Linked DNA regions of Homo sapiens: region 2 is linked to region 1. Evidence: read pairs that join two places in POLR2A ChIA-PET (ENCODE). Cell type or tissue: GM12878. All regions are shown on one strand. Links, peaks and the distances in the headings refer to the core of each region. The heading gives the core; the rest is flanking DNA.

Region 1 (2,921 bases), core at 288-2,787:
TATTTCACTTATTGTGCATAGTTTTTCTCAAAACTATTTTCTTAGTTCCCAGAAGACTCCCTAGAAGTCCTCACCAAGCACTAACCCCCGTGTGCTTCTCTAGCTGTTATGTCCCACCACTCCCCAGTTATATGAACCTCCGTAGGTAGCCAAATGAGAATACTTAGAATTCACTTCACATTGCCCATGCTTTATTTTCTCCAAGCTGCCTTCTGCCTAGAATGACCTTCTCACCTTCTTCACTGTGGAACTACTGTTCGTCCTGGCACAGGCATATGCCTACTGTCTTGATTCAGTGAGTGGTGGTAGTTTCCCTCCCATTAGAATGTATTTGTGTTTGGTGATAATGACAATGATGGCAACATCTTATATCTCTACCTCACTGTCTTCCTCTCACATATTATTTCAGGAATGTTTGTGCACTTGAATGAGCTTATTTGATTACCACATCTCTATTATGATGTGGGCAGGATAGGGATTGTCCTCATTTTACACATACTGAATTTCAAGTACAGGGAGTTCAAAGTCAATGAAAAAACTTTAAGTACTTACACTGTACCAAGTGCTGGACTCATTTCTTTATGTAGAAATACTTAGAAAGATTAAAGACTCAGCCAAGGTCACACAGTAAGTAGCAGTATAGAACTTGTTTCACCAAAGTATGTGCTCTCTGGCTATTCCGCCTTGTAACATAACTAGTAATAAGCAAAACTAGGATCAAAAGTCAAATCTCCTATTTTTTTCTTTTCTTTTTCTTTGAGACAGAGTCTTGCTCTGTCACCCAGGCTAGAGTGCAGTGGCCCAATCTCGGCTCACTGTAACCTCCGCCTCCCAGGTTCAAGCAATTCTCTCCTGCCCCAGCCTGTCCAGTAGCTGGCAGTACAGACATGTGCCACCATGCCCAGTTAATTTTTATATTTTTGGTAAAGATGGGCTTTCTCCATATTGGCCAGACTGGTCTCAAACTCCTGGCCTCAAGTGATCCTCCTGCCTCAGCCTCCCAAAGTGCTAGGATTACAGGCGTGAGCCACTGTGCCTGGCTGAATCTCCTATATTTTGGCCCAGAGATTTTTTTTCTCTACACCACCTTGCTGAGGACACTTCTATTATAGACTAAACTTAAAGATCCTGCTGTTCATAGACATCTCTCAGCTCTGGATAAATAATACAAACAAGGTTAAAATCTGAACATTTGAAAGTATGAGAATGTAATTGTACTTTGCAGATTGTGAATGCCTTCTGCCATGAAACATCACCTGAGATGAAGGGGAAGGTGCTCACCCGGTTAAAGCACATTGTAGAACTGCAAATAATCCTGGAAAAGTACTTGACAGATGAGGGAAGTGTCCTATACTGGTAGTCCTACTAGGACAGTAGTGAGGTGATAAAGCACTCAGCTTTCCCTGATAACCAGAACCAGACAAAGACACATCAAAAAAAGAAAATAGAAGCCAATATCCCTGATGAACATTGATACAAAAATCTTAACAAAATACTAGCAAACCTAATTCAGCAACACATTAAAAAGATTAGCCGGGCGCAGTGGCTCACACCTATAATCCCAGCACTTTGGGAGGCCAAGGCGGATGGATCACTTGAGATCAGGAGTTTGAGACCAGCCTGGCCAACATGGTGAAACCCCGTCTGTACTAAAAACACAAAAATTAGCTGGGCATTGTGGCACGCGGCTGTAGTCCCAGCTACTCAGGAGGCTGAGACAGGAGAATCACTTGAACCTGGGAGGCAGAGGTTGCGGTGAGCCAAGATCGCACCACTGAACTCCAGCCTGGGCGACAGAGCGAGATTCCTATCTCAAAAAAAAAAAAAAAATTATTCCTCATGACCAAATGGGATGATTTATCCTAGGGATGCAAGGATTGTTCAACATACGTTAATCAATGTGATACATCATATCAGCAAAATGAAGGACAAAAACCACATGATATTTAAATTGATGCTAAATTTTTTTTAATAAAACTCAACATCCCTTCATCAAAACTGGGTATAGAAGGAACACACCTCAACACTCTAAAAACCATATATGACAGACCCATAGCTACTATTAAATGGAACAGAGAAAAACTGAAAGGCTTTCCTCTAAGATCTGGAACTAGAAAGGATACCCACTTATATAATACCACTATTATACAACATAGTGTTGAAAGTCCTAGCTAGAACAATTAGACAAGAGAAAGAAAGGGCATCCAAATTGGAAAGGAAGATGTTAAATTATCCTTGTTTGCAGATGACATGATCTGATATTTGGAAAAGCCTAAAGACTCCACCAAAAAACTATTAGATAAACTCAGTAAAGTTGCAAGATACAAAGTCCTCATATAAAAACGAGTAGCATTTCTGTATGCCAACAACTAACAATCTGAAAAAGAAATCAAGAAAGTAATCCACTTACAATAGCTGCAAATAAAATAAACAATAGTTACAAATAAAATATCTAGGAATAAACTTAACCAAAGAAGTGAAAGATCTCTACAATGAAAACTCTGAAACATTGATGCAAGAAATTGAAGGGCACACAAAAAAAGGAAAGATACTTCATGTTTATGGATCAGATGAATTATTATTAAGATTTCCATACTACCCAATGCAATCTACAGATTCAAGGGCAATCCCCATCAAAATACCAATGACATTCTTCACAGAAATAGAAAAAAACTTAAAATTTATACAGAACCACAGAAGACCCAGAATAGCCAAAGCTGTCCTGAGTAAAATGAATGAAACTGGAGGGATCACATTACCTGACTTCAAATTATACTACAGAGCTATAGTAACCAAAACAGCATGGTGCTGGCATAAAAACAGATGCATAGACCAATGGAACAGAAGAGAGCCCAGAAATAAATCCACACACCTACAATGAACTCATTCTCAGCAAAGGTGCCAAGAATATACATTGGGGA
Region 2 (2,921 bases), core at 243-2,742, 66 kb before region 1:
AGGAGGTTGAGAAATCAGTCCTTTCACATATTGCTGTTGACTGCATAAACTGCTAAAATTCTTCTGGAAAGCACTGAAGCAAGAAACCCCATCTCTGGAGCAAGCTTAAAGAAATAAGCCAGAAACACAGAGTAAGACAGAAACACACAGGTAACGTTTACCGAGCATCTGGTAAATACCAGCCACTGTGCCAAGTGTGTTGTGGTATTGCTTCATTTAATACACACAGCTCTCCTCTCAGGTAGATAGGATTCTATCCCCATTCATACACAAGGGAACAAAGACAGTGATTAAGAAACTTGCGTAAGGTTTCCAGGAAGTAAAAATATACTACATATATAAAATTGCTCACTGAAGCACTACTTATAATACTGAAAGCATCCCAAATGTCCAACAACAGGGGAAAGAATGCACTATGATGGCATATGGTTACTATCACAGACAGTAATCACACACAACAAGATGGAAAGTGATCATTTAATATGCAGTAAGAAACAAAGAGATACAAAAGTATAACAGGCTGGGCATGGTGGCTCACATCTATAGTCCTAGCACTTTGTGAGGCCAAGGCCGGGGGAATGTTTGAGCTCAGGAGTTCGAGACCAGCCTGGGCAACATAGCGAGACTCTGTCTCTATGTAATTTTTTTTTTAAGCATACCAAAACAAAAAAAACTTCATAAAAAATGAGAAAAACAAGACAAAGAGACTATATAAAAATGCTTATTTTTGCTCTAATAAAATACATTTATTGTGGGTTTTTGCATGTGTGCTTTAATTTGCTATCTCATTTGGTCATGGCAAAGCTCCATAAAATAAGTACTATTATTCTTAATTTTACAGATGAGGAGATGGACGTGCAAAGACAACATGCCCCAGGTCCAACTGCCTCTCGGTATTAGGGTAGTGAAATTTTAGGTGATGATTTTACTCTATAATTTCCCCCCATTTCCCTCACTTCTATAATGCTGGCATATTACTTTCTAGCATTTTAAAACACATTTATGGGATACACAGATGATGACGTGACAAATGTGAATGGAGTGGTGGCTGAGTTAACTTCCAACTGTGTAAATCCTTACACGTATAAAAATGGATTCCATTAATCTTTGAAGAGATGAAATGTCATCAAATTCTGACTCTAACAAGGCTGGCCCTGAAGTGAAAGATCAGTTTCTAAAACTGTTGAATTCTAAATATTTGTGTCATTCCTTCTTTCTGTACATTCCACAAACAAAAAGTTCCTCAATTTTAGACAGTCACTTTCTGAGAGAAGGATTTACCATTTTAAAATATCAAGGATTATGTTTTACAATCCAAATCTTCCCCCTAAAAGAACAATTGCATGCCATGATTAAAGGACCTAGAAAACACTCCAGGCTCTCGGAGAACAAGGACCGGGGCTTATTTATGTCTGCATCCTTAGCTCCTTGTGCACTGCCTGGCACAGGGAACACATACATCAATAAATGTGTGCAGAACTGAATTTCTCTCACTGGTGTGCAGCTGAACTAGCTCAACCGCAGGGGATAGGAAGCAAATGGGCTTATGACTCATTTCTTCAGAACAAAATGAATAACATCATGGGCACAGCACGAACCAGCATCTGATCATAACAATCAATTTTTCTTACCTTGGGAGATTTGTTTTCAACAAAACTACAGCAATGGATTAAAACTGACTGCTGACTTTATTTTATGCCTCTAGAACTGCCAGTACAATAGGCATCCAAAAGGATTTCTCCTTGACCTTGAAATGATACAAACTCCAAGGCCTGCAAGCCACCTGTAGGTGGCCTTCCCTGTGATTCAGGCATGCAGCCAGCAGTCAGGGACCTCATTACAAGTATGCAGATGTGAAGGGCTGCACAGTACAGCGGCAAGGCCCTGGCTTTCAAGTCTGGCAATGTCCCAGGGTGACTGAGGTCAAGTTACTTAAACCTTCTGAGTCCTTCACTGTAAAATGGCTTAATCACACTAACCTTACAAAGTTGCTTTCAGATTTAAGGAGTTAGGGCAGCAGTCCCCAAACTTTCTGGCACCAGGAAGAGGTTTTGTGGAAGACAATTTTTCCATGGATGTGGGTCCAGGGGACAGTGGTTTCAGGATGATTCAAGCACATTACATTTATTGTGCACTTCATTTGTTATTATTACATTGTAATATATAATGAAAGAATTATACAACTCACCATAATGTAGAATCAGTGGGAGTCCTGAGATTATTTTCCTGCAACTAGACAGTCCCTCTGGGGGTGATGGGAGACAGTGACAGATCAGGCATTTGATTCTCATAAAAAGCCTGCAACCTAGATTCCTCATATATGCAGTTCAAATAGGTATTGCGCTCCTATAAGAATCCAACGCAGCTGCTGATCTGACAGGAGGCGGAGCTCAGGCAGTAATGCAAGTGATGGAGATTGGCTGTCAATACAAATGAAGCTCGCCCACCACTCACCTCCCGCTGTGCGTCCTGGTTCCTAACAGGGTTCCCAAGGGTTGGGGAACCCAGAGTTAAGGTATTAGAGAATGCTTTGTAAGTAGTAAAGCAGATACTACTTATGATATGTATATAGCATAGTCGAAGGATGGAGGGTAGAGGAAGCGCTGGGTCTTGGAGATAATAATTACCGGCTAACTTTTCTCCCTTTAAACGAATTGCAAGACTGCTGTCATTTCAGTTCAGTGAATATCTGAGTGGCTACAAAGTACCAGGAGCTGTGCTAGGCAATGGAGATCCAGGTTGGGCAACCCTAATCTGAACACCGAAAATGCAAAATACCCCCAAACCTGGAAACCTTTTGAGCACTGGCAGGACACCACAAGTGGAAAATTCCACACCTGACCTCATGCAGTGAGTCGCACATATTATTAAAAATATCATATAAAATCACTTTCAGGCGATGTGTATGAGGTGTATATGAA

What was found. ChIA-PET counts read pairs that join two places held together with the same protein. Peaks named below come from ENCODE experiments on the same cell type or tissue, not always from the same donor. Only the 100,000 strongest peaks of a DNase experiment are listed, where the experiment ranks them.
Region 2: POLR2A ChIA-PET joins it to region 1 with 5 read pairs; 2 of 35 experiments call an interaction of 5 or more read pairs at or near these places.

Annotation. Positions count from the first base shown.
Region 1 is chr3:11,885,548-11,888,468 of GRCh38, forward strand. It overlaps the pseudogene FANCD2P2. Among named protein-coding and RNA genes, the nearest start is that of TAMM41, 40 kb to the left of the region's middle. In GM12878, for the core only: no CTCF peak of the experiment used is centred there; no DNase peak of the experiment used is centred there.
Region 2 is chr3:11,819,095-11,822,015 of GRCh38, forward strand. All of the region lies in intron 4 of TAMM41 (TAM41 mitochondrial translocator assembly and maintenance homolog), which reads right to left. Among named protein-coding and RNA genes, the nearest start is that of TAMM41, 26 kb to the right of the region's middle. In GM12878, for the core only: no CTCF peak of the experiment used is centred there; a DNase peak (open chromatin) is centred at 1,540.